2 separate regions of the Mus musculus genome follow, and region 2 is linked to region 1. A link is a loop called in an ENCODE intact Hi-C map of the cell type or tissue named here. Cell type or tissue: gastrocnemius. All regions are shown on one strand. Each heading gives the region's core, and the rest is flanking DNA. Links, peaks and the distances in the headings are about the cores only. Region 1 has its middle 29 kb from the start of Gm34348. Region 2 holds the start of Cyria (CYFIP related Rac1 interactor A).

Evidence for each region. Hi-C counts contacts between places; a loop is a spot of excess contacts. Peaks named below come from ENCODE experiments on the same cell type or tissue, not always from the same donor. Only the 100,000 strongest peaks of a DNase experiment are listed, where the experiment ranks them.
Region 2: a loop joins it to region 1, with 2.5 times the contacts of the local background. A loop is called at or near these places in 13 of 42 quality-filtered maps.

What each region holds. Positions count from the first base shown.
Region 1 is chr12:12,168,981-12,185,035 of GRCm38, reverse strand. No RefSeq gene overlaps it. Among named protein-coding and RNA genes, the nearest start is that of Gm34348, 29 kb to the right of the region's middle. RefSeq lists an enhancer at 5,118-5,940. In gastrocnemius, for the core only: a CTCF peak has its summit at 8,592 (motif pointing left); DNase peaks (open chromatin) are centred at 5,582, 6,431, 8,378 and 8,558; H3K4me3 peaks cover 607 bases; H3K27ac peaks cover 2,669 bases.
Region 2 is chr12:12,253,358-12,266,539 of GRCm38, reverse strand. Cyria (CYFIP related Rac1 interactor A) reads right to left here and starts at 4,363. Exons shown (of 12, transcript NM_001146119.2): 1 at 4,302-4,363. It overlaps Gm40838 (a long non-coding RNA gene), which reads right to left. Exons shown (of 3, transcript XR_872478.1): 3 at 12,241-12,302. In gastrocnemius, for the core only: a CTCF peak has its summit at 3,671; DNase peaks (open chromatin) are centred at 2,824, 3,056, 3,701 and 4,326; H3K4me3 peaks cover 3,834 bases; H3K27ac peaks cover 3,653 bases.

The DNA.
Region 1 (16,055 bases), core at 4,492-12,491:
AAGCTTTGCAATTTTATGAGGTCCCATTTGTCGATTCTTGATCTTACAGCACACGCCATTGCTGTTCTATTCAGGAATTTTCACCCTATGCCCATATCTTCGAGGCCTTTCCCCACTTTCTCCTCTATAAGTTTCATTGTCTCTGGTATTATGTGGAGTTCCTTAATCCACTTAGATTTGACCTTAGTACAAGGAGATAAGAATGGATCAATTCGAATTCTTCTACATGATCACCACCAGTTGTGCCAGCACCATTTATTGAAAATGCTGTCTTTTTTCCACTGGATGGTTTTATCTCCCTTGTCAAAGATCAAGTGACCAGAGGTGTGTGGGTTCATTTCTGGGTCTTCAATTCTATTCCATTGGTCTACTCATCTGTGGCTATACCAGTACCATGCAGTTTTTATAACAATTGCTCTGTAGTACAGCTTTGGGTCAGGCCTGGTGATTCCACCAGAGGTTCTTTTATCTTTAAGAAGAGTTTTTGCTATCCTAGGTTTTTTGTTATTCCAGATGAATCTGCCGATTGCCCTTTCTAATTCGTTGAAGAATTGAGTTGGAATTTTGATGGGGATTGCATTGAATCTGTAGATTGCTTTTGGCAAGATAGCCATTTTTACTATATTGATCCTGCCGATCCATGAGCATGGGGGATCTTTCCATCTTCTGAGATCTTCTTTAATTTCTTTCTTCAAAGACAAGAAGTTCTTGTCATACAGATCCTTCACTTCCTTAGTTAGAGTCACACCAAGGTATTTTATATTATTTGTGACTATTGAGAAGGGTGATGTTTCCCTAATTTCTTTCTCAGCCTGTTTATCCTTTGTGTACAGAAAGGCCATTGACTTGTTTGAGTTAATTTTATATCCAGATACTTCATTGAAGCTGTTTATCAGGTTTAGGAGTTCTCTGGTGGAATTTTTAGGGTCACGTATATATACTATCATATCATCTGCAAAAAGTGTTATTTTGACTTCTTCCTTTCCAATTTGTATCCCCTTGATCTCCTTTTGTTGTCTAATTGCTCTGGCTAGGACTTCAAGTACAATGTTGAATAGGTAGGGAGAAAGTGGGCAGCCTTGTCTAGTCCATGATTTTAGTGGGATTGCTTCAAGCTTCTCACCATTTACTTTGATGTTGGCTACTGGTTTGCTGTAGATTGCTTTTATCATGGTTAGATATGGCCCTCAAATTCCTGATCTTGTATGTTCATGGGCATCTCTTTCTTTAGGTATGGGAAGTTTTTTTTTTTCTATAATTTTGTTGAAGATATTTGCTGGCCCTTTAAGTTGAAAATCTTCATTCCCATCTACTCCTATTATCTGTAGGTTTGGTCTTCTCATTGTGTCCTGGATTTCCTGGATGTTTTTAGTTAGGGTCTTTTTGCATTTTGCATTTTCTTTGCTTGTTGTGCCCATGTTCTCTATGGAATCTTCTGCACCTGAGATTCTCTTTTCCATCTCTTGTATTCTGTTGCTGATGCTCACATCTGTGGTTCCAGATTTCTTTCCTAGTGTTTCTATCTCCAGTACCTTCCTTAGTGTGGGAAAAAAGTCCCGGAAAAGTGGATTAGGGAATCCTTCAGCATTGAAATGAGGAAAATAATAGTCAGAGAAGTTCAGGAATTTGTCTAAAACCGGAGTTTTAAGTAGCATGAGAAAAGCTAGTACACCCAGCTCTTCCTCTTGTTTACTTTTGAGATTGTGTTTTAACTACAACATTTCTCCATCTCCTTTCCTCCCTCCAAGCCCTCTCAAAGAAGGTCCAGAGCCAGAGGACCCTGAGCTGGAAGTGAATGATAACCTCTCTGAGGATTAACTTTCATGGTATCCCAAGGCATCATACAAACTACCAAAGGAGGAAGGTATCCATCAGTTCTACCCCGCTGTGACACTTATGACCCACATCAATGACCAGCATGGCATGGTAATTCTATCAGTGCAATAGAGTCCATGCATACCTTGGCGGAACCCAACTGCTCTTTAACTGGAGTTGAGACCCACTCAATTGCAGGAATACTATTCTTACTACAGGAAACCTAGCTAATTAATCAGTGCTACTGTACTCATTATTATTAGAAGAGAATCTATAACCACTAATTTTTTACACACAACCAGAATAATCCCTAGCAATAGTGTATAAATATTTGTTCTTATACGCATTGATTAGTGCAGTCCTTACCCCTCATCAAGAAACCTTCTTCTTTGCAGCAAATGGAGTTCATTACAGAGATTCACAGCCAATCAGTATGTAGAGTTGTGGTGCCCAGTCCTACACAGTTATTTTATGCACAGTTATTTTAGGATGGTGGAGCTGTGTAAAGATTCAGAAATTTAGTCACCCACAAATCCTGGACACAAGTTCTCACACTGAAAGAGGCATATTAGCACTGTCTCCCAACAGCTGCAGAGATGCATCCCAGGTGTGGCTCACCAGGTTGACATATCCAGTGGTACTTGTGTCACTTGGTGTACCGTGGGCTTCTTAAACTATATTCTGTCACTGTGAATTTCCCATGTGGGAACATGTATCTCTAGTTGTCTAAACTGACCCTGGAGAGACAGGTCTTGCCTGTACTCAGCTAGAAAGACATGCTCGAAGGTAAGGTGAAATGAGACATCTTGACAAGTGGTCCTGCCTCACTAATTGTCCCGCTCATTGGTATGAGCTGATGTCTTGACATAGCCAGGTTAGAAATTTCTCTATGTCCTTTGGACCTACTGATTTGATGGAGAACTATTTCCCCTGGTTTCCCAGACTGTTTACCAAGCAGCCTGTCTTCTAAAGGGGTTGATATCACTTGCAGTTTCCGGTATGGTACCTTCTGACCCTCCTTGTGTCTATGCATGAAGGACTGAGAGTTGAATGACATCCATAGTAGAGCCTGTTGGTACCTTACTCAGAAGCATTTCTAAGCGGCTAGTGATGAAGCAGTTAGTAAAGAGGTTTGGTCTTTGTGATTTCAGAGGTTCATGCCACGAGAAACAGTTCCTCGGGGCTATACATATTGGCTGCCAACTGCTTCATTCTTTTCTTTTTTTTTTCTGAAGAATAGCCCTTGACAATCCTTGGCCAACTTGTGCAAGGTGCCAACACTGACATGGGGTTACACAATGTTGCCCACAGTTCCAGTGGTAGTGCCAATGTTATGATTCAATTTGTTTTCCAGATTGCTCTTGGACTAGGCAGAAACATGTCCAGACAAGAACATGCACACCCTTGCCTAGTCCCTACCCCAAGAATGCCCCTCAAGAAACCACAGTTGCAGGAGCTCAGGTTCCTCCTCTGGAAAACCTAACTTAAAATAGCATCTTTCCTGATCTTCGGGGCTGCAGTGTGTTCCCGTTGATATTACAATAGGCTGCTATCCCTGACATTTGCCTTCAGCCTCCCTCACTTATGAAGCCCTGGCTGGTTTCCACTGTATCTCTCTAATCTTTTTGTGCATGGTTTTCTGCTCAGAATCCTTTTGTCCCTTCAAGGCATCCTCCCCTTCTCTGTTCTTTCTCTTTGCCCCGTCATCTTTCTTTCCCTGTCCTTTTCTTTCTATCCTCGCCATGGGCTTCAGGTCCCACCCTCTTGTCTTCATTTGTTTCTATCAGTCTTTCTTGTCATGTGTCCCTACCCAGCCTGCCTCTCTGGAACCACCTCATCCCTCTAGGGACATTCACACCACTGTGAAGACTGTCACCTGAGGACATCATGGTCTGCGAAAAGTGTCAAGCAGTCCTTCTGTCTCCCTATCAGTGCTCTCACCCTGAGCAGCTATTTAAAACACTCCTGACAATTCTCAAAGTTTCCACCCACCACTTCCCACTCACTCCAGGCAAGATAACCAAAATCTCTTACTTCAAAGAGAAAGCAGGTGGTACCAGGTTCCATTCTTCTCAGCTTGCTGCCTTCACACTTCCTAACATAGCACTTACTCTACCACTATCTGGGCAGAACTGCTCTCTACAACAGAAGCAATCTTCCTGTGCCATGTGTCCCAGCCCTAGACAATCCCATTCCCTCACCCTCATGCTTTGTCAAAGTCTTGCTCCTGCAGTGTGGTGCCATTGAGTCCCTCCTCTTCCTGGATCATCCCCTGAAGTTCACATGGCTTCTATCTTTCATCACCTCTGAAAATGGCACCCTTCTCCTTTTTTTTCTTTCACAATTAGACTTGTCCTGACACCTGTGTCTGATTCTCAGCTCTCACCTGAGACAATGTCTCTAAAGGTCCCCCAAAATCTGCCACAAGTGTCTTGTAGCTGCTTTTCAAGGCTTCTCCCACTGGCTGTTTGGTGGCCTTTGTCAACATAACCCATTCCTTGTCTCTTGAACTTGAACTTGGATACTTTCTCTTTCTCAGTGTGAACCATCCTCTTTACCCACCCCACCCCATTAGTCTCAAGCCATTTGTGCATTTATTTATTTATATTTATTTATCTATTTAAAATTTTGTTCATTTTAATGAGCTCTTCTTTACTCTCTTCCACCTCTTGCTACCACCCCCCACCCCCAGCCCACTGGTTCAGCAACCTTACTAAAGATGTTTGAAACTCCAATATTTACAGTGCACCCATGACTTTAGGTCCAACTACCTACCGGATATTTGTCTGTAGTAATTTCACAATCACCTCCATCCTGGCATTGCAAATACACAGGACTCTTGATAGTTTAGTAAGGATAATTTTTCTTTCTTCTTCTTCTGAAACTTTTGACCTTGGCTGGTGCTATAGACTCAGTGATGCATCCTTTAATATTCATGTATCAGAACCTGAATATGTGACCTTATTTGGTAAAAGGATCTTTACAGTTGTAATTACGTTGACAGCCCCTACAGGAGATAGTCCTGAATTACCATGGGCTTAGAGTCCAGCAATAAGGGTTCTCCCTCAGGCGAGGAGAGAAGGGAAGGAGGCCATAGAAAATGGAGGCAGAGATCAGGGTGATGCGACTGTCAGGCAGGAAACACCAATGGTTATCAGCTGCTCATTGTTGTCTCTAGAACTGGGAGAAAACAAGTTTATGGTGCTTTGATGCGCCGTTTTATTTAGCAATATAACTTTGCTTTGAAAGCTGGAGGAAGTGAATAGAGTGTATGTGCTGTCCCCATCCACTGTCAGGAGACTGCACTTTCCTGACCTTCTTCCATCAGCACTGCATTTTCTGTCGACTCTATACATCGTTCTCATTTTCATCTGCATCTTTCTAGCTCCACTGTCTTGATTCCTTCTTTAGCACATAGTCGTTCTCCATCATGCCATGAGCTCCTGGAGTTAGCAGTCCTGGTGACCAGTGTTGAGCTGAACAATGTATTTCTTCATGAAGGGTCTGGTTTCTGTTTCCCACTGTAGTTGCCTGGTTTCTGTTTTTAAACTGGAGATAATAACTGTGGCGACAAAAGTTGTTAAAAGGTTTAAGTGGCTGAGGTACATAACGCTTCCGTGTCTCCTTTGGATTTCTGTAGGAACCAGCATCCAATCTCTTTCCCTCTGGCTCACCCTAGTGCATGACCCATATTTTAGCCGGAGTAGCTTCTAAGAACAAAGAGCCCCCATGCCCCTCCTGCCAGCACCACGTGCATTGCTTTCATAAGTGGACAGGAGCCTGCACTGTGCTTTTCTCAGCCACCGCTGCACCCGCTGCTTCTTCTGCCTGCAGTATCCTACTCAGTGTCTCTCATCAGCCTTCAGCACTCTCCCTGCCTCATCACTCCACTGGCATCTGACTCCCTGAGCAGTCCCAGTGTTTCCGTCCCTTTGTCCTTTATCTCTCTGCAGGATGGTGTTTGTTCATCAGCATATAACACCACCTCCTGATTTATGGGCGTGAAGTGATTGTTGGTTATCTGAGATGCATCTTCTCTCCTCAACTGAAGATCCAGACCAAATCAGTGAGTGATATAGTCTTGGTGGAACCAGAATAGTACATCGGAGTACAGAGGTCCATCTTTTTAAACCCTCTCATTTGTCACAGATGCATGAGGACTGGGGAACCAGAAACCAGACCTGAACCTAGGACCATCCAAGTAATGGGCTGAAGTTTATATAGCTGTTTGACTATGAAGTCAGGACTATAAGCCGACAGTCTTGCCTCCCATTCTATGACATATACAATAGTTTCCAAACTGCACCCTATATCTGGGTTTTCGAGAATAATAGTCTCATTTTTTGGTCATTCAGTTTGGGGAGAATTTTCTTGGTGGTGTGTACCCCACAAACACCCTTGGCATCTTGCAAAGAGCAGAGCCAGTCCCTCTTTGTCCTTCTGCAAGTTGTCTATGTAGTTACCTGTATTGGATATGAATAGAGAGGCAGCTAGCACAGCCTAGTTCTTCAGTGTAAGTTCTGTGTTCCCTCCCTGTAGGACTCTCTGCTGAGAAGCAGCTGGGGCTTGTGCCCTGATTTTTGCAAAGTACTCAGAGAACAGATGCATCCAGCAGATGTAGGCCCTGGGACTTGGAGGGAGCCTTTCTCACATGTTCAGCACTTGGCTGCCCTCCTTGCTTCTGAGTTACCTCTGATGAGGGGCAGTGGGAGCATGGAGGAGGGCCATCTACACTCCGTGGAGACGTGATATAAACACTAAGTAAAAACAACTGTGAAAGTAAGTCAGTCCCATGACCCTCCCTGCTCCACTGTCATGTATTTTATTTCCTGCCATTTGATTCTGGCTTCGTCCCCTCTGTGCATTTATGATGCTTCACTGAGGTCAGTGACTCCTGAGAAGCGGAAAATGACACTGTATACAGCTAGGGTTCGGACAGTTCTGAGGCATATTAAACTTGGGATTTTCAAACAATTTCATCAGAAAATATCAGTGAACAAAGAGGAGAGATGACAAGATCTTTGAATGTCCTTGTCTGTTAGCTGGAGAGAACACAGGCTAATTTACACATGCATTGCATCCTGAGGGTCACTCTTCCATGGCATTATCAGAAGGATGCTTTGACCAAGAAAGGGGATTGGCTTTTCCTTGGCTGACGTTGCTGGTAAGCAATGCTTCTCAGGCTTCTTCTGGTTCTGTGGCCACAGCCCTCGGTCAGGCATCTTCAAGCCGTCGTAGAACAGCAACCTGTAAGTTTGGCTTAGGCCCTCCCCTAAGCAGCTTCAAACCACCCATCTCTTTATCACCCATCTCTGTACCACCACCACAAGATTGGCTCTGCAATTCTCCTACTTAGAGCACCATGACAACTGTCCATCACTCAGGTAATGTGGGACCACCTTCCAGTACCACACAGGGATTCTCTGCTGGCCATTCAGCACCTCCCTGTCTCTGCGCCAGGTGTCCCTTCTCTTAACACCAAAGTCCCAGTTATATGGAAATTCTCCCCTTCCTGAGCTTCCGGCTTTTTCTAATGGCCAGATGCCTTTGTTCTCTACATCCTTGTTCTGTTCTGTTCTCAGCTCCTGTGTCACCCCCCTTAAGCTGCAAACTCTGGGACAAAAGGCCAATAGTGCTTATTTAACATATCAAAGCGACCCCACAGCCAGATTCTTCTCCCAGCATCCCTCAGTCCCTACCTGTTACAGGGTATCCTTGCATACTCTGCCCTACAGTCTGAATTTTCCAGGGGCTGGGCTGCCCTTCCCCCAGAGGCTCTTCTCTGAATAATCCAGCCATTTTGGTTCTTGCCCCTTTCATTCCTTAGGCCTCCTGGCTGCTGAACCATTTCCCCCTCACTATCCTTTTCCTTCCCCTCCCCCACTCCTCACAAGGCTCAGAGTCATTACCTCTGTGGACTTGCCCAGATGTGTCTACCTCTGGCTTTGCTCTCCCTTTTATCTACAATAACCTTTCTCCTCCACCATTCCAAGGAGGGGGTCAAATTCTTTCCTTTTATTTCTTTTTCCTCCACTCATGCAGCTACAGGAGCCTGACCAATCTGAGCCCCCAGCAGAATTAGAGTATACTGCCCTCCTCTTGGTGGGCCATTTGTCCTCCCTCTATCATCTGACCGTACCTATGAGTCACCTCTGTCTGCCTGTTAATCGGGTGGTAACCGGAAATGGGACCACTCTGTCTCCTGAAGGCCTGGCCAGATGAAGAATTCATTGCAATTTGATGAATCTGTGAGAGACAGACCCAGGTTCTGAAGAGATGGCCTCCCGACTTTGTCTCTCTAGCCCTGTCTGCCTTCAGCTCCTGTAGAAACAGCTGCAGGGCTCACAGGCCAAACCCCATGGGTCAGAGAAACAACTGTCTTGTGAGTGTGTGTTTCCCCTCAAAACAAAGATTGCAACATCCTCCTGGCCTGGAGTTCACAGCTGTGGGAGGAGGTTGCACTGGGTAGTGCAGGGTCAAGGAGGCAGAGGTGGGGGTGTGGGGGACCGTTAGGTCTGAATAAGTACCGAGGTAGAGCTTAGCCCCACCCCCACCAAGCCGGGTGGTGCAAACACTGTGAAGAGCCCGGTTTTCCTTAGCTTCCTCCCCACGTTTTACTTTTCTCTGATATTTGATTATGTGTGAATTCCTTCTCATCCCCTGGGAGCTAGCACCCTACCGCCTTTGCAAAATATCTGAGTTACATTTTTGCAGATCGTCAAGCTTCAAGGGCATTCAAACGACCTTCTAGAGGACTGCAGTGTCTTGGTAAGTGATGCCCCCTGGTGGCCAAATGGAGTAGTTGCAATTCGCAGGGACCATGAAGTAAGAACCCTGGCTTTGTAATGGCCATGAGGCTCTGTTCAGCAGATGTCCCACTGTCCCTGAAGGATTGGCTGAAGGGCAACAGGGTTGTGTGTGTGTGTGTGTGTGTGTGTGTGGTATCAGGCCTTTAAGGATGCTGAAAGTTTACCTTCTATAATCTGAGTGCTAAAGAGTTGTTTAGAGACCCACCCACTTATTTCTCAGATGAAGCCAATTCCAGGGAGGGGAGAGGGAATTTCTCAGTCTGTATGACAAGTTGAAGAGGCAGAACAGGCATGTTGGTTACTGATTTGAAATTCTTTCCTTCTAGCATCTTGGGACACCTGCCATGAAGTCCTTCCTATGTTTGCTTTCTTTCAGAGGAAGAGAAGACCAGCATCTTCCCTCTAAATCTCCCTCGGTTGGGCTCCATCTCAGTCCTACTTGCTACAGGAAGTCTTCTACAAATAATCAGAGGACACATCCAAAGCTCTCCTGGAGCTGGTCCAAAAGTTAGACGGTAGAATTTGAACTGTGAACACATTGCATAGAAACAACCTCACAGGGCTTGACAGTCTAATGAAAAGTAATAGTCAGAGAGACAGAGAGGCACAGGTCGAAGGACAATTGAGGCACTATTGTGTATTTTGAAGAAAATAAGTAGGGCAATTTGGTAGAGGACAAGTTTAAGTGAGGCCCATGAGCATGGTCAAGGAGGATTGCACTAAAGCAGGGAGAACATTCAGGGAAGGTAGAGGAGAGGTGTGTAGAGGCTGTAGGTCTGGGGTGAGATTGGCAGGTCCCATCGTGGAGAAGACTCAAGAGGTGATAGACTAGTGGCCAGGAAGAGCACACCAGGGCAAGAGCAAGGAAGCCAGGCCAGAGGCACAATCTGATTTATAACTCACGTGAATCCCAGGCTATGGCACTGCCAGTCTCCACTTTCACACCAGCTCGTCTCCTCCAGAAAGTCCTTCACCACCCTACCAAGTTGGAGTCACTTCTCTGAGCCCTGGTGTTAACATCTCTGTGTCTCTATCATTGGGGCTATCCATGACACACCAGCTGTGGCTATGTCTTTTGACTACCCAGCATAGTAAGCTCCACATTCAGAGAGACAGAGACAATGGACCCAAATCTAGAACATTCTGCCAGAGGCAATGTGTCCCTATGCCACCGCTTCTTGGTGTGTAAGGTGAGACTAGAAATGCACATTGCATAGCTTTTTAAATAATTAAGTAATAAGTATAAAACGTTGTCACAACAATGGCAGGCACTATGTCACCTCTCGTTAAGGAGGAGATGTCCTTTCTGGGTATGTTCCCAGGCTAGCTCCAATGAGATCCATCCTAGCGTCTATGGTGGCAGTTGCATGCTTTGGTAGTTGCATAGGGAGACTTTGGAGGGAACACATTTAGTCAGACTGAAGAAGAAAACTGAAGGTGGCATAGGTTGATGGAATTCTGAATTATTGAATAAAGTTAATTTATTTAATTATTCCCTTTGGCAATATACACTAGACAAAACAGCTTGGGTTTTTTGTTTGTTTGCTTGCTTGCTTTTTTGAGATAGGGCTTCTCTGTGTAGCCTTGACTATTCTGGAATTCTCTGTAGATCAGGTTAGCTTCAAACTCACAGCGATCCACCTGCCTCTGCCTTCCAAGTGCTGGCCTTAAAGGTGTGCAGCACCACAGCCAGGCTGACATACTGTTCTCGTGCAGCTGTTCTTGGGCATGGGTTGTCTATTTACAAAAGGCACCAGACCAGAGGTTCTTCCTCCCTTAATCCTCAGTGAGGATGGTCTTTGTTTCATTGGCAGCCTTCTTCAAACACACGTGGCTCACATGGGAAGGACGAAGCTGGACATTCTGGTCTCATTCTGTACTTGCCCCATCTTCCTTCAATGTTCTCCATTCACTTACAATGATTCACTAATTGTATCATTGTAATACTTGATGTTATATTTATTAACTTATTCTTTTCTCCATCGTATCTAGTTTACGTCGCCCTACTGCTCTTGGAAAGAGGGCCTGCGCTGGAGTGTGGCCAACCTACCAGGCGCCACATCATTAAAGAAAATCGAGTCTCCCTCTTTCCTCAGCTACCAATATCTCCTCTGCCAGGGGTGGGATTCCATGCAGATATCCTGTCCTCCATACTGAGATTCCATTTAGACTGAGCTTAGGCAGGTCTCTTGCATGCTGTCACAATTGCTGTGAGTTTGAGATGTCTACTGTACCCTGCTGTGTCTGGGAAACACATTCTTCGATGTCATCCTCCATCCTTCTTACCGGCTTCTATGAATAACTCTATGATCTTGGAATACGCCTTTAACTAACCTTTGTTTGGTACCCACGGCATGTCAAATTTGAACTAGGTATGTTATGCATATATTAGCAAAATTTCAAAATGAGAGTTATTATTGTAAGTGAATTCATAGGAAGTGTAGAGAGAGTTTAACTAAAGCCCTAAGGGGTCCATACCTTACTGTTATTCTTTGTTTCTTAAATATTCCTAAAGGAAAATTTATGGGTTAAAGGCCTGGTCCTCAGCTGAGTGCTCATATACGGCCACAAAAACTTTAGATGTGTAGTCATTAGCTCACTGGAAGCTTCCCCTCAAAGGGAATCATAAGACTGATGTCTTTTCCTTTCTCGTTCCTTTTTTTTATCTTAAACTTCCCATCCCTGAGAGAAGCAGTCTCCTCTAAGATCCTCCCCGACTCCAACCGTAGTGTGCTATCCTATCTGTTACATACCCAAAAGCATTGGGCAAACTGACAATTGACTACCTGCTAATGCTAGGTGCTAACACAACCTTTTTACTTTATAAGTTGATTCATCACAGATATTTATAACAGTGCCAGAAAGCTGTCTTACACGCTCTGCAAAAGCTACGCTGCTAAAGAGGCTCTAGATCCAGGCTTCCAAACTTACAAATTTGCTCCTGATTCTTTGTCAGTTTTAGGTATAACCAGTAGAGACTCTTGCTCAATATGCAATGACAGAAGGGAGTCATTGTTGTAACCCACTGGTTCCAGTGTATGGCACTCTTCTCCTAGACATCCCCCTCATGCCCACAATGAGCTGTGTCCCTGTTGTGTACACAGCAATTTCTTTCTGGTAAATTACTTCCCGTGGGTGTCATCATCTGAATTGCCCAGGGTTAAGCCAAGAGAAGACAGCACAGATTTGATGCTTGTGTGAATGTGCCAGGAGCTGAGGCAGACGGGTCTAGGTTCCTGTAAATGGGGCATGGGAGAATAGATAGTGAGGGATGACCTCATCCTAGAGCAGTGAGGCAGGTGGAGAAACCAGTGCTTGTAGGGGCATATGGGGATATGCCATACATTTAGCAAGAAGATTGAAGAGGCTTACAAGCATCATGTCTAACCTTCCAGATAGCAGTGTCTGCCTCACCCATACATTCCATTTCCCCTGTGAGTGCCTCTCACTGACAAACTGAAGTGCTCAGAGATCCGAGGTTCATGGTAACCTGGCTTGGAAAAAAAAAGAAGATTGAGTGGAATTGATGAGAAATTTCCAATGACTTTTCTACAAACATTTAGGAAATGCTACTGTCATCTTACAGGGAGAGACAGTCACTAACAGATTGTCTAAGTAGCAAGACTTGGATCTTTCTAGGTGTGTTTGTTTTGATTTCAGTCCGTAGGCACCATGTGTGGGTCGCAGCTGGCCTTGTGCAAAGTGTGTTTATTGCCCTAAATGATCATGCTGGTGACTGAAATTCTGCCATCTACCCTGCCTGTCTTGTGAACCTGGCACCTGACTTTCTGCAGTGAGTCTCATATCCCACGCATGCAGATGTGACTTTCAAGCTCTAAGTGGAAACGTGATAAGAATGGGAGTAGCAGTGTTTCTTTGGGTCCTGTCCCTGTAATGCAAACACCACCCATCATTACACTCTCAATGGCTAAGGCCATAGCAACAGGATCTTAGCTTTCATGATAGCAAAAAGTCTGGACATCAGTGGTCCCTTCCCATTTCAAACCAGTTGGGGTAAGCACCCAGAATGGAAGTGACATTTGAAAACGAAATTGTTTTAGAGAAAGACTGAAAAAAAATGTGGTTTTGTGGTTTGTCAAGCTCCACTCCTAACCATGTTCAAATTAATGCTATTTATACTTTTGCAACTTATGAATCACCCTCTTTCAAAATCCCAGTTATGAGTGCTGAGGCACATTTATGTAGGGAGGCGGAAGGGATGTTAGTTAGGAACATAGGCCTGGCCCTCAAAAATTGGCTTTGAACCCTAGTTCTCATGACTAGATTTGTGACTGTACCCATCTTAAACTTAGGTTTGCTACCCCCTCCTATCAGATGAAGATAAAGGTTACTGGCACTGTTTAAAAGACATCTGTCCTCAGATTACAGAATTATTTTGGTATTATTATTATCTCAGAGAATAGTTGAAACCTCATTAAGACAGAAAAACATATACAAGACCCAAGAAAGAAACATTATATGTGAGGCGTAGGTACAAGTCAGTTCCTGAAATGCAATCCCATATTGAGATATATAAAGAAACTAAGACAAGCCAGGCACAAAGGACATCAGCCCTTAGTGTAAGCCACCAGTGAGGTTGCCAGCAAAACAACTCTTATCTCAATGATAAATGACCCGCAGAGTCTAAGTGAGTGGTTTTCAGCCTTCCTAAGACTTCCACCCTTTAACACAGTTTCTCAAGGTGTGCTGACCCCCAAACATAACATTATTTTGTTGCTACTTCATCACTGTAATTTTGCTATTGTCATGAATTGCAATGTAAATATCTGATATGTGTGGCATCTGGTATAGAACACTATTGAAAGGGTCACCTGACCCCTAAGGGGTTGTGACCTACAATTGAGAAATGCTGCAAAGGAAAGCCTGTTTTCACAAGATAGTGGCTGCATAGCTAAGGTTTGAAGTGATGTGATACTGATGTTCTACCTTCAGAGTGCAACCGAAGGCTGCTCTTTCTCCTCTAGGCCATTCCTCTGGTCCAGCTACGATGTCCTTGTACCTGGGTTGTTTCTGCAAGCATCTTAATTGGTCTCCTGTATTCACACTTGCCTCATTGTGGATTCTTCTTCTCTTAAGGTGTGAGCAAAACTAACTCCAGGGGCTTCTCTCAATCTTTGCTATTTTTCCTCTTTCCCCGACCTCTGGAAAATAAGTGGATGTCAGGGTTTCTAGGGAGCACAAACATCTTCTTTCTTCTAACTCCTTTCTTTCTTCTTCTCCTTTTGTACTTTTACTTTTATTCAAATCCCAAATAACAGGCGTGTTCCCTTGGTATAGCAAATAGGTGTGCCCACGCACAGCTGCAAGCATACTGTAGACTCATGATTCTTGTTAAAAGTATTCTCTAAAACACTTCATTCATAGACTTTTTATTTTATTTCAAGGATTTGCTCTGAGTAGAGATCTTTGGCAGGTTTGTTGGAAAAATTCCACAACTGGGGAAATCACAAGTGGTCACATAGCATTTTCAAACTAGACTTAAAGAAAAGATCTTTCTATGTTTAGTCTTAAAAAAGTGAATTATAGAAGATGGCTTCTTACTTCCTGTTAGGAAGAGGCACCAAATAAATTTTATCTGTGACCTGTTATTTCCCAGGTCAGCTCTGCCATAATTCTTTCTGTCCAGTGGTTTAGTGAGAACTTCGTAAATGGAATTTTACCAAGGCCATGTTTGTTATCCTGTAACGGAGCTCCCTTACTGAGAGAGTTTCAATCATATATTATTTTGCTTATGAGTTTTACCTAGGCAGCCACTCAGGACCCAGGAACATTCAGTCAGATACTCTGAAGAACTGTCACTAAAGCTCTGTCACCCAGAGGGGAGCAGCTGTCTGCCCTCAGGCCCAGAAGGAGAGGCCATTATCCTGTGACATACAGTCCCTTCTGAGTAAAGTCAATCTGAAGTGACTGACTTTGCCCTAAATATCCTGAGGGGTCTTTTGGGTGACTGTGGTATTCTGGAAGCTCTCAGACTATGGATATCTTCTTCTAACTTAGATTACCTAATCATGGAGAGGGAAAATAATTCTTTTCGGAGTAACTGGTAAAATCCCCATACTTCAGCAAACGGCCTCAAGTCCATACACATATAAGCAGCACTACTGAACTTAGTGAGTTATGGGGGGCAGAGGAAGTGGAAATGGGGCACCATATGATCATATCTTATTGTATGCATGTGGAATGCTCGCTAGTAATTAAAAGGTTTTAAATAAAATAAAGTATCCAAAAATCATAGAAGTATAGAATAGAACAGTGATTCTAAAATGACAGAAGCTAGAAGTGGGGACTAGTTTTTTTGTTGTTGTTGTTTTTGTTCTTTTTTTATTCAAAAGACACAAAACATTAGGTGATGGAAATGGATAATAACACATCTCAAAATAGAATATGGTTTCTAATAAATATATCTAACATTTGTCAACTTAACAGGCATTTAACACAATTAAAAAGTAATATGCACCTGAGATTCTGGGAAGCTAGGCCCTACTTTGAAAATCCCAGGTTAGAAGATCTGCAGGGAGGCTCCAGGAAGCATAGGTTCACAAGCATTCTAAGTGGCTATGGGATAGGATGTCTGAGGACCACATTTTAAGAAAAAAAAAAATTGTAAAAGAGTTCAAGAGCAGAAGACAATCTCCCTTAAGGTCATTCCAACCAGAAGATACATAGAGAAGGAAGAGGGCTGCTGTAGGAGTCCGTGATTTCAAACCTTCCCAGCAGGATTCGAGAAGGTAGGCAAGGGCAGAAGGCAAAAGCTGTCTGCTGATCCCCATCAGACAAAAAAAAAAAAAAAAAAAGAAAGAAAGAAAGAAAGAAAGAAAGAAAGAAAGAAAGAAAGAAGAAAGTAAACCTAGGTGCTTTGCCCTCCATGGTCTTGGATACCACAAGACTTTCTGTGTTCTTCTTTCCTCCATTTCCCTCCCTTTCTTCCACTTTCCTTCTCCTTTTTCTCCCATTTGTTGTCCTTTCTTCTTTTCTCCTTCCTACTCACTTCTTTTTGATGACTCCCCTTCCTTCCTTTGAGCAAACACTTCCTAAGCACCAGCTTGGGGGTGGGGTGGGGTGGGGTGGGGAGGACGGCACCTTGTCTATAAGAAGTTCTTGAAGCACAATGTCAAATCAGCAGTCACTCTGCTCTCTAGGCACTCACTGTCCCTGGAGCTGAACTTACGAGGCTAGAGGAAGCAAGGACATCACTTTGTAGGAGTTGTGCCCTCGGAACCTAAGGAGAGTTGCAGAACTGAGGGAATGTGAAGAAAACATTCATTTCTATGAATTGTTTTATCAATATAAAGTATAAAGTTTTATCATCAAAGAAAGAAAAGGTAATGATAATAGTGCTATGATTTTTTTTTTTCTGAGACAGGGTTTCTCTGTGTAGCCCTGGCTGTCCTGGAACTCACTCTGTAGACC
Region 2 (13,182 bases), core at 1-8,000, 86 kb before region 1:
CAACCGTTCCAACGCTGTTCTATCTCTTGTCACTATGTCTACATATCAGGGAAACACTTGTGATATTTTCCATTCACATGTTCAATGATAAAACCCTGACCTGCCCAGTGATTTGGGTTATATTATTGACAAACCAACAATTCATTCTTTGTGCAAAAAATTTTTTTTAAAAATTAAAAAACCACTTAGAATTTCATCAACTATTCTTTCTTGACTAAGACGTGTCAGAGTGTCCATCTATTCATCACTTGTAAAAAGAAATCCTGCAGCCAGATGCAGAAAGCCTTGTTAATGCTGCACTGAGAGCAAAACCCTAATAAGCTCTCTAAATATTTACTATGAGTCTGAGTTACTACAGCAGTGACCAGTTCCACCCTTACTAAAATCCACTTGTATTCTCCAAACACACTTATTTTGGTTCTCTGACATACCAGCCAAGAAAATGACAAGACTGTATGCCATGGCACAAAGAGTACGCAGGACCTCGTTTTCAATTCTGGCCCTGCCACTTACTAGCTGATGCGATTTTACCTCCCTGTCCTCATTTCTTTAAATCTAGAATAGAGACAAGCAAATGTATAAACATAAATTTAAAAACAAGTGGGCGGGGGGCAGCTAAACAGGTCCAGGATTTTCTTTATGAGTAAACATTTATTTTAAAGGATTCTCACAGGGGGGAAACTGCATTCCTGCAACTCTGGAAGTGCATTTCCACTTCAAAAAGTGTGAGAGACTGGCACTTGCTCTAGTGGTGGAGAAGCTGGCTTATCTGGTGAGAGATAACTAGAAGAGTAACCAGTAAAGCTAGGAGTCTGACTGCGGGCAATTTTTAACCTTCCTAGATAATGAATGGATCTCCAAGGGCCAGGATTCATCCAGAGAGCCCTCCTTGGGGATTCTGAGAGGACCCAGAAGCCCCTTAACAGGAGAACTCTTCTCTAATCAATACGAGTAAATAAGAGCAAGTCTATTGTGAGATTGGCACCATGCCAGGCCCTATAAATACATAAGACCATTTAATCTGGAAGAAGACAAGTGTAAGTATTGGAATTTTACTGCTACAAGAATGGAGACTCAGTGAGCTCAGGTAGACTTTCAGGACCCCACAGCCAGAAAACACTACAGCAGAGCTTAAGTTCATGCCTGATTCCATCATCTTCTCTCTTTCCAGTCACTTTAAGACCTAGCCTTGCAATTATTGTGGCACCATAGAGGGGATTTTTAACCAAGGTTAAGCAGGAACCAGAGGCTACTATGAATGAGTCAAAGCTCCCAGAGGCAGACAGGACTGCCTCTTTGTGATATACTCACCAGAAGCTAAGGAGGGGCTCTCTTTGATAATCACTCGATTCTGTGAAGACTAAATGAGGGCCTTTCAAGATGACAGTAGTTGGTTAGTTGTATTTCAGTCACAAAGCGAGGCTACCTGATCAACCCTAAGGGATGATCTGACTAAGAGCCATCTCTGAACTCCACACCACCTTTCCCTTTGTCAAGACACTGCTCTGACTGCATGACAAAATCTATTTCCAGGTCTTCCTTTTCCACCAGACCACATTTTTAGGAGGGGGTGTCATGTCTCTGAGATCCCTGCACTGTACCTGGTACATAAATATGAAGCGTATAAGTAAGACTCCATGAAGACTCCACAAAATAACTTGAAAAAAATGCCACTAGTCTTGAATGATTATGACTTAAAATCCTAAAATTTTCAACCTGCCAACAGTGGCTCAGACATCTCTTTAACCTAAGATCTCCCAAGAAAACCTAAGGTGCTTAAGGTCTTTCAGCCTTCCAACGATTCAAATCATAGCAGGTAGTCTAATCCATTTCACTCTAAAAGAAGAAGCAGCACCCAACAGGAAAGATAAAGATGCTTCAAGTCTATTTGAAAGATAGAATGAGGTCCATGTGAGTGAACTGACTTCCTCTGGGTCAACAGCTGACCGAGAGGCTGTTGATACCCTTGTCTGTACATGTTGCTCTAATTCAACAAGCCGGAACTTTGCCATACAAAGGGGAGAGAGAGAAAATGCAAGGAAGAGAAAAAGAACCAGGAAGGGAGGAGCAGCTTCACCGCAGACTGTCGCGAACAGGGGACAGTGGGTGACAGATTCTATGGACTGGGTTAGCTCTCTGGGAACTCCTTACTCAGGGCTGGCTCTCTGTCCTTGAGTCATCCGGTTGCATCTAGGCCCTGGGAGCATAAGCAAAAGCAAACTGAATTCCTCTCAGTGCTGAGTAAAAACAGGAAGTCACAAGTGGCTTCACTCTGCTCTCAACTTGGGTCCCCAGCACTTGGGGTTCAGGATGTCCAAAGGGCATGGGAGGCAGCATGTATTGCAGGGTTAGGGGACTGGAACCCTTCCTAATTACTTCCTGGTGCAGGGAAGTCCTTTAGGAGACGGATCTGGGAGCACAGCAGGATGGGAGGCAGAGAGACCCATGTTTCAGCTCTGTGACTACCCTTCATTGATCAAATCTGAGAGCTGACTGTGTGCTCACATCAACAGGAGCCCATGGGAAACAGCTCACTTGCTCTGAGATTACTTACCTCAGATGCAAAGTGAGAGATGGGGGCTACCCTTCCCCTAGAACACTAGCTCCCCAGTGAGCTATCACAAGTGTTTGACATATCCAGAAGGATGCTACCAAACGGGATGCTACTGTCCCCTCCTCAAAGCTTGAGAGCAAGAAAGTGCATGGTAGCTTTATCCCACCCCTGCTTGTTCAGTATTCTCTCCTCACAGGAGCTAGGGGCCCACAGGAGGTGAATTCTGCCAGCCCCCAGCCTGGGCCCAGTGCCCATGTTTATGACTGTTTATTTCAGAGCAAGTAGAAAGAAGAAATTAGAGCCATAAAAGACAGGACAACAGACCAATAAAAACCAGCTCCCAGAAGAGTCAGGGGGAGGAAGAGGCAAAACTGTCACCATAGCAACACAAGACAGTCAGAAACAGGCAGGAAAAACAGCCCCTGGTCTGCCTCCTCTCTTCACACGAAGCCCTCACAACCAGTGTGTGAAATTTAGTCTGACTGGGAACAATCCTAACAGGCTGGTCTTCCCAAAGCTGAGGCCTGGCTAGGAGCCACCCTCCTCTTGCTGCTATGCACAGGTTCTCAAACTGCATGGTGCTAACCCAGCTTTCCCTGAGCCCTGGAGACTCAGCACTGTGCAGATAGCATGGGACAATCTGGAAGAGGTGATGATTGGTCAGAGTAGGGAAAGTTTCTAATAAGAAAACCACTAGGCTTCAGGGGAGCCCTATGAGCCTGGGGTTCTCTAAGAAGTAGGCAGGTAATCACCCGCATAGGAGGAGAAAGCATGCCCAGAAAAACTCAGAATGGTGGTTCTATCAGTACTGGACCCTTCCTCTTCCAGTAATGGCTGACAGGATTCTGGGGATCGTCACAGAGATGTAGGTTGGGGGCGAGGGTGAGAGCTTTAGCAGATTTAAATGGCAAATGCCCTAGACCTCGTCTCTGGGGACATAGGCCAAGAAGTTTAACAGCTTGGAAAAGGAATAGGGGACAGGCTGGCACATTTTTGTCAAAAGGTGTTCTTGCCAGTCTCTCAGCTGGCAAATAAGACAGGTGTGTCTACAAAAAAGCATGGCTGGCCTGAGACCAGTGCCTCGGGAAGTGGGTCAAATTGTTCCCGAAGCTCCAGCTTGGAAAAGTCTCCTCCTGCTGGACTCTAGTTAGGAGTTCTGGCATGAGGGGGAGTGAATACCGCGGAGGCGAGGAGGTCCTAGGCACAGCAGTTTGCCTGCTGGCTAAGCACCTCTGTGGCAGGTGGCAGCAAAAGGGTACAGGTGTGCAGGGGCCAGAACAGGCTTCATCCACGCTTGGGGCTACAGAAATATGGGGAGCAGAGGCATGGCCCTGGCAGGGGAACCCGGAGGAGGTAGATCGCGGGTCTCCTGAAGAATAGCTTTGGAGATGAAGGTTCGGGGGAGGGGCGGGGGGGTGGCGGTAGGGGTGGGAGTGGTTGAAGGGTGAAGGGACTCTTCTGGAAAAGAAATAAAATCAGGAGAGAGACCCGGAGAGAGGGAGCAATGGACGCACAGACCTCTGTGTTCGGGAACCAAGAAGAACAGTTCAAGACCGAGTCGTGAGCTAGCTGCCTCCCTCCCTCGCCCGGGGCTGCAGGGCGTCGCGAGCCGGACGAAGAGAGCCACAGTCGCCCCGCTCCACCAAATCCGGCGCCCGGGAGGCCCTTGTGCCTCCGCAGCGCCTTTCCCTGCCAGTCCCAGCCCGCGATCCCTGCCGCGCCCCAGCCGAGTCCGCACCACGCTCACCGGAGTCGCAGCCGCTGTCGCCGCCTCGTTCCTGCTCGGCCGCCCGCTCCGCTGCTGTGGATGCCTCTCCGGCGGCAGCCTCAGCCCGAGAGTCGACTTCCAGCCCCGCCCCGCCCCGCCCACGGCCCGCCCCACGGCCCGCCCGCCCCTCCCTGGCTTTGGAATCCCACCCTGCTGTCACCCGGAGGGCCGGTTCACTTCTAGCCAGGCTAGGCACTAGGATCTGCACCCAGGAGTTAGCACTGTACCTCCCAGCTAATGTTAATACTCTCTGCCTGGACCACTTGTCTTGCTATTCACTAGGAGGCCTAAATTCCTTCATTACCCACTTTTCCCCTCAGACAAACAAAATACAAACAAAACACCCCCAAAGACACACTCTCCATAGGCCACTGGCATACACTCACACTGATACTAGTGCTCCCCCTCCCTGGCCCCAGGTTACTTTGGATGGTGAACCTGCTTGCTCTCACACTTCCCTTGCCTGTCCTAGTAACACACGCCTAGCTTTAAAGGCCACCGTTATTGAATGTGATCCCAAAAAATGTCTTCCCAAATGATGCCTAGCCTATGAAATGCAACGGTCTTCTAAACAGTGAATTTAAAATTCTGCGAGGTAAGGAGAAAGTAGCTTACAGCTCTCATTGTCACAGATCATTGTTTTAAAACATCTGCCGAGGAGGTTTTGTACAGAAAGGGAGATTCCGGAAGCCCAGAGGACCGAGCTGTGCCAAACAGGTTGTGAGTCAGAGCCCCTGTATGTGTGTTTGCCTTGCAGATACCTAGGTTGGCTGCTCTTTTTCCCAGTCAGCCAACCAGAGAAGATCATTATACAATTTATACAGTATTAAACCTTCACAGTGTGTCAGGCCTTGTGCTGACAGCCATGGCTTCTTTGGGTAGTGAGTTTGTGGGTTGGGAACAGGAGGAAAAGCCTGGGGCTCCAACAGTGGAAGGTGCTTCAGGGAGAGCATTGCTCTATCCCCTTGCTTGAGGCCAGTATGAGTCCCCATGACAAATTTACTCCGCCTAAGTCTCCTGAGGCTCTTGATAGTCTGCGTTTCTGACAGGCTCCCAGGAACTGCTTAGCAGTAGAGTGTTTGGTTCAGTTTTGGCAAGAATTCAGACAGGATCTAGACAGGCACAGTCTAGTTAGAATAATATAGTCTCCTACATGGAAATGGTCCTTGGGTTGCATAAGTTTCTCAAGCTCCCTGCCCCCCACCTGTACTCATCTTATTTTTTGTCCATCTGAAGACAGTTTATTTTATGTTATTATGGCTCTATTAGAATTTTTCTTGCCATGACCTTAGCTTTGATTTGTTTGTCTGAAACACACAGACACAGATATACACAAGTAGACACATACACAGACATAGATACACACACACACATACACACACACATACACACACACATATACACACACACACACACATACACACACACACACATACACACACACACACATACACACACACACACACACACACACACACACACACACACACCTCCGTTGCACCTTTTCTCCTTTACTTATCCTGTCTGCCTTCAACTTTGGCCAGGCTTTGGGGAGGTCATGAATGAATCAGCCCCAGATAACAAATTGATACCTGGAATACTATATCATCTTGGAAGCTGAGCAGACCTTTCCATCTCTAGGAACACAGCTCATGTTGGTGAGTAGAGATTACTTGGTGTGTGCGAGTTCACTTTAGCACACTTGGAGGCGGCTTCTGTCTCAGTAATTGAGGGATACCTGGGTAGTATTGCTGAGTCCATTACGAAATAATAGGGCTTTCTAATTATCAGTGTGGAATTTAATAATTAAGTGTTTCTTAAGACACAATAATCAGATGAAATAGTCTTTCAACTTTATCAGTAATGCTAATGACAAGTTCAGAAGCTGTCATAATAAAGATTACAGTGAAATTAAACTGTCAATTAGGGGCAGGTGAGTTGAGACTTTGTTTTGGGTGGTATTCATTCACAGTATATACTGGTTCACATGAACTGAGCTTACTATCTAAATTCAACTAAATTCAAGAACATCCTTTTTGAGTGGTGGGTTTTTGTTTTGTTTTATTGTTGTTTTGATAGACTACATCAACTAAATTCCAGGAACTGTACCAAGGGATGGCTGAGGGCTTGTTCCAGGCCTTTGATATTCTGTCAGACCAGGCTATAACAAGGTGGAACAGGAAGGAGGATGGAATTAAAATGTTGCCGCATAGACCTGGAATAGAAGAAATTTACCATAAGACCAGAAGCTTCAGGGCGTCTTGTTAAATGCTGAGAGTCTTGTTAAATGCCCAGCCTCCAACAGGCAGCAAACAGGACAAGCAGAGTTCACATCGGGATGAGGGAGGTACTGCAGTATGCAGACCGTGCACACTGGAGCAGGGAGTGGAGACCCGGTGTGGGGTGAGCTGTACAGTGTCCCCACTAAGCCTCAAGTAAAAACAACAACAACAACAAACACCTGAAGATTCCTTAAGGATCCTTGGGACAAGCTGTGTGAACTCTAAAAAGATTATTCTGTCATTTGAAGCCATTGTCTACAAAATGGGACTTAGGAAGCCTGAGTTAGGAGATTGATGTGAGCACATATACCAACCGCTTTGGAACTATGAAAGAAGGGCTGGTGTAGAATGTCACTCTCTTGTGTGCTCTGAATTGCACTGTATGTCAAGAGCGTGCTAGGTTCAGATGCACTGGCAGGCGGTATCTTTCATAGATAGGGGCATGGTGGGGAGACTGAGGGACTCTGTATCCTGATCCGCTGTAGTACTCTCCGTCCTATGTGCTACAAGGGAACAATACTTTGCTGTCTCAGCTCACTGATCTCACCAGGAATTATGTTGTACTCCCCCCCCCCCCCCCGGCATCATTATAGTGACCTCCAGCAGTACTGAGTTTTCTTGCCAATGGCCGGCCAGGGTCCCTTTGTGTAACTAGGGGTTTCTACGGAAACATGGAGCAGGAGCATACTAGGTTTGATTATGAATATTGAGCCAATTTTCACAGCCGACATGCTGCATATTTCCTTAATACAAAAACTATAGCTTCAACTATGCAGAGAAACTTTGTAGTGATTGAAAGCTCCTGCCTGTGGCTTGGTTTATGACTAAAGTTCTCTGGCCTCATTGCTTTTCTAGACGCTCATTTGTCCGGTGTTTCCTAGTCAAATTTCTTCAAACTCAATCCTCCAATCCTTGAATGACCTGTCACCATCCAGATCATCCATGGAACATCTGTTTATAGTTTTAAAGGCTGGACTCAGAAGCAACCCCCCTGTTAGGACTTTTTCCAAAGCATTTCATTCATACCCCTACTTAGCTGTGCTTAGGAAATCAGATGATTAAATGGCCAGTTCTCCTTATTCACAGTAGCTGTGTTCTATCGAGTCATCACACTTGAGACTGTTGGATACAGACTGTGGACTATGGCTTCTAGGGGAGACATAGGATTTGGTGGCCATAAGTCTCTAGGTGCAGTTTCATCAACACCTAATAGTCACCAAACAGCCATGTTTCCTATTTAAGGACACCACACATAATATAAATGGTTGGTTCACTGGCAATGAACCCTGGCCAATAGCACTCTCCCTGGTCAGATCTCATGTGCCTATTTTCTCCTTGTTGAGCATCATAGCCCTCCTGGCTCTTGTTTTGGAGAAACTTTGTATCGTACTTGGCTCTGTGCTTTATGGCCACTTTAGAGAGTGAAATTGTCAACGAAAAGCACAGAAATGAGAACGGTACAACACAGGCTAACCCAGAAGAACTGAGAAGGCAGTGGCCATCATCTCATTCAGCCTCGATAGGAACATGTGGATTAAGGTGACTTAAGTATTTGGTTGAGGCAAAACAGTACAAACAAGCAGACAAAGTAAATAAAAACCTCAAAAGCACGAATAAGTATTAGTTTGGGGGACAGATATCAGATTTTAATATGTATTTATTTATTTCGTGCATGTGTGAATGTGTGGGGGCATGTGTGTGTGTGTATGTGAGAGAGAGAGAGACAGAGACACAGAGAGAGAGACACAGAGAGAGAGACAGAGAGAGAGAATATGTACAATATGTGTTCAGTGCCCACAGGGTTCAGAAGAGGGCAATGAATATCGCAGAGGTGGTGTTATAGGCAATTATAAGCTGCCTGATGTGGGAGCTAGAATCAAACCCAGGTTCTCTGTAAGAGTGTCAGATGCTCATAACTGCTGAGACATTTCTTCAGTCACTAAAAATAAGTTTGTTTGTTTGTTTTGTTTTGTTTTGTTTTGTTTTGTTTTGTTTTGTTTTTAAGTCAGAGGTTTCTCTGTGTAGTCCTGTCTGTCCTGGAACTCATTCTGTAGACCAGGCTGGCCTCAAACTCAGAGATCATCTGCCTCTGCCTCTCAAGTTCTGGGATTAGAGGCATGCTCCATGATCGTTTGGCTTTAAAAATACATTTTTTTTTAAAAAAAAGTTGATGATATTATTTATTTACAACCCCAATGTTGGTCCCCTTTCCAGTACCTCCTCACAGAGTTCTTCCTCTCTCCTCCTCCCCTTTGTCTCTGCCTCTGAGAGGGTGCCGTTCCCCCCACCCTCGGTATTTCCCTTCCTTAGGGCATCAAGTCTCTACAGGATTAGATGCATCTTCTTTGACTGAGTCCAGACAAGGCAAACCAACAGCATAAATTAATTTGGACCCCTGGGAGCTCCCAGAGACTAAGTCACCAAACCAAAGGCCATTCAAAGCCCCCTGCACTTATGTAAAAATAAGTTTCAACAACGTAATACATTCAAAACTATGGAGTTCTTAAATAATAAGCAACCTACATATGCCTGTCAACCAAATCATGGACTTTGAGAGGCCACGATTTATGCTTTATCAGTATTATAATTCCAAGCACCCCAAAGAATATCCAATACATAAAAAGGTAACATTCAGCAAATGGCAATGAAGTAAGTGGACAATTCATTGCAGTCTCACTACTTTCTTCTTTTAGATGTTTGCCAAAATGTATACACCTATGAATAAAGCTGTACAAAATATGTCTGATTGTTTCAGAGGGCTGTCCAAGACTCAGTTTGGTTTTACTAGATCTCTAAACTCTGAATATAAGGAGCACTCTGGAGTAAACCCCTCATCTGGCACACAGCCAGGCATATAGATGTAGGCGCCATCCACCCACACATCCATCCATCCACCCATCCATCCATCCATCTATCCATCCACCCATAAAAGAAAAGTGGGGTCAATAACTTAGGTGTTGTGTAAGCATAGTAAAGTGATTGTCAGTAACAGAGAAAATCATATAGCCCAAGAATTAAAAGGGAGAAGGATGGACCAGTATTAATAGAAAGTGAACACTTGTAAACCAGGAAGTCAGGAAAACTTTCGGTGCTTGACAGACTGAATTTGTGGGCAGATCTAGGCAGTCTTCTTTCTCCTTACAGCAATGGGGCATGAGCATTCTTCTCTCTTTCCATAGCCTTGTACCAAACCTGAGAAAGTGTTAATCGTAGCACTGGCCAGAAAGAGTTGTGTATGCAACTGACATTTAATGAGTGCCTATTTTATGATGAACAGAAATTGGAGCAAAAGAGAAAATATCCATGAAATGAATGAGTACCAGCACAGTGCCGGATGCTACTCAAGCTACCAAATTTGAACTCTTACTGTATTTCCAATCCTAAATCTATTTCTAGATAGAAATACTAGAAATAGTATTTCTCTACTATCTCTACTATCAAGGACTTCTCTCCTTTAAGTACAAATCCTCTCATAATTTTAATAGGTTAGTTGACCTCAATACTTGGCTAGCTAACTAAATCCAAAATTGCTGATTGTATCAATTTTGGTGCCTTTGACAAATGAGTCAGCCTCTTTAGGAGATCTAACCTTACCACCCCTGAAGCTTACATAATCTTCAAAATCACTACCAACAAAGTAATGACACACTAAGTAAACCTTGAGCAAAGGGTTGGAGCATTTTAAAGGCATACCCCCATCATCTGTGTGGCATCACAAACAGATAAGTAGGGGTCACTTATGACTGTACCCATTTTATAGTTCAGAAAATTAAGGCTTGGTATAACTTATTCAAGTCATCAATCTGAATCATAGTCATGAAAGACCAACAAAGGTTTCATGACTCACATTTGTGGACTAAAGCTTGAATCTATTGGATATCTACCTCTTCTTCCTCCCTGTCTTCCTCATCCTTCTTATCTTCCTCTGCTTCCTTCTCCTCCTCTTCCTCCTTCCTTCTCTCCCGTCTTATTTTACTCTTCTTCTCCATCTTACAAAGAGTTACTTTATTTCCCAAGAGACATATTAATGAACAGTGGATAGACTTTAGTTCAGACATAGGTCAAGATGTTTTCTCTGACTACCAAAAATTTTGCCACATGTAGGCATCTGGAAAACACAATCTGGGTTTGAAGATAGCATTAGGATTCTTACCACAGTCAATTAAGCTGACTTCATGGGGCTTCTTGTCAGGCAATATTTCTAACACAGAAGTGTGCCATGCTACATGTATATATGTACACATATATGACTGTATGTGACAATCACTATGTAAGCAGTCATTTGGACATTTTTCAAGTTCTAGTGTTTGTCTCTCTTAACTCTTTCACCATGTGAGGAATGCCTTAGATTATTGAATCTTACAGGGAACTCAATATAGTAACAATTTACATTTATCTTTTGTGTGTGTGTATCAATGTGTCTGTAGACAAAAAGGTTGATGTGTATTGTCTGCCTCTGTCAATCCCCACTTGATTTTGAGACAGGATCTCTCTCATGAACCCAGACCTCAAAAATTGGACTAGTCATCTTATTCTGGGTATTCCAGCTCTTAGTCCTCACTCTTGTGCAGTAAGCCTTATGCAAATGAGCCATCTCCACAGCCTCTATCTTCTGTTTTATCTTCCCATAACCTACCACAAGCCATGTATGAAAGACTTTTAGTGGCTTCTGAATGGTATTTCAATGATATTCTTTCTTTATTCAATTCACTGTCCACCTACAGGTCCAGAGATGCTCTTTAAGGAAGCATGGTGTGGCAGTTCCCTTACTGAAGCCTTTCAATGGCTACCCATCACATTAGGACAGAACTCATGATTGTCTGTACATGATTATTCTTCCCTCTAGTGTCTCCATAATCTTAAAAGAAAACTATTACATGGCACCTCTCTGCATTTGTACCTTGCAGCCTCCTCCCTTTGTAAAACATCTGCCTTTTCATATGAGATGTAACAAAGTCTTTCCTGAACTCCAATTCAATTCATAGCACACATCACAGAATTTTAATTTAGAAATCATACACATGCAAAATACAAACACACACACATGCACACACACCCCACATTTGCATTCCCAATGTTAGAAAGATAATGTATCCTTAATAAGCACCCATACAATTAATCTGTATTCCTCTATGTTAGGAGGATTTTGCTTTCAAATTATTTATGGGGATATGAAACAAATGCAAACCTGGAAGAGTAGCGCAGAACATTTTCTGTTTTTACCAGAAGAGAAATATTAGGATGCATTTTTGTGTATGCATCAAACAATACGCCCACAAATGTTGTGTGATCCTAAAATAAACATCCCATTAGTGATAATTCATCAAATCTAACAGAGACTGCTCTGCTTCTGATAGTGAATAGCTCCCTTTCTCGTATGCCAACACCTCTACGTTTTCTTTGTTTTAATTATATTGAGCATCTTTTTGTTCTTCTGGGACACTTGCCTGCCAGGCTGGGGCAGGCTATAAATAACAATCATCATCATTAGATGAAATATTACCCACATGGTCTATTTTTGGAGCTGATGACAAACCCACAAACAGGCCCACTATGACCCTGGCAGAGCAGCAGTGGTTTCTTGAGGCACTTCTTGGGCTCTTGCAAGTTTCACCTGTCTCATTAGTGTCATTCATGCGGTGTGGCTGCGAAGATGGCAGCTGCTTCCTCTGATCGACTCCATCAAACTGTGTCCCATCTGTTAATACGAGAAGAGATGGGAAGATTTTTAGAAAATCTGGTGATTTTCATATTTTTATACATAAATGCAAATTTCTGATTTGCATTTCTTTCTTACCCAGGTTCCAGTGCATTTATTTAATCTGTGTGCAGGGGGAGGGGAGGGAGGTCCTAGATGGAAAGGGGACCCTGCCTTTTATTATACGTATTTAAATATTTCACTATCTTTGAGAGTAGACACAGAATTGGAGGCAGCCTCATTTAATGTCTTCATTTGACACTTTGGAGCAACTGAGACCTGGAGAGGGAAGCTAGTTTCAAGACCTTGGGACAAGGAAACTACAGAACTGGAGCACAAACTATGCTGTTTTTGCTCTCCCAATGCTGAAGGGATATCTTCTCTCATTCTGGTGTGAAGGTTTACAGCTTGTGGCATATCTAGCATGCCAGTTTTCTATTGGCAAACTATCAAATTTCCTCCATAATTCCCTAAGAACTCACCAACTATGACACGGGCCTGAATTAAGGCATGTCTCCAGAATGGGATAAATATGCATGATGAATGCTCCACCAGTTCCAAACAGGCAGGGTGCCATAGGAAGAGGAAATCAGGTCTTAAAATCTAGATGTGGAACAGCTCGGCTCTGACCTTGTATGACTTGGGGCGTGTCAGGGACCATCCCCCGTTTCAAAGCTCTCACTTGTTCACCATGAGTGATAAACACTGACCGGCTTTTCTTACAGGAGCACTCAGAGAATCAAACACAGTGACAGACAAGAAAACTGTGAACAGCTATATGAAAAATCATCTCTGAAAGCTTTGGAAACACAGACTATTTTCTCTTTGTTTACTGTTAAAGTAGTAGCATAAGCACTCGGTGTTAATTTCCCACAGGTGG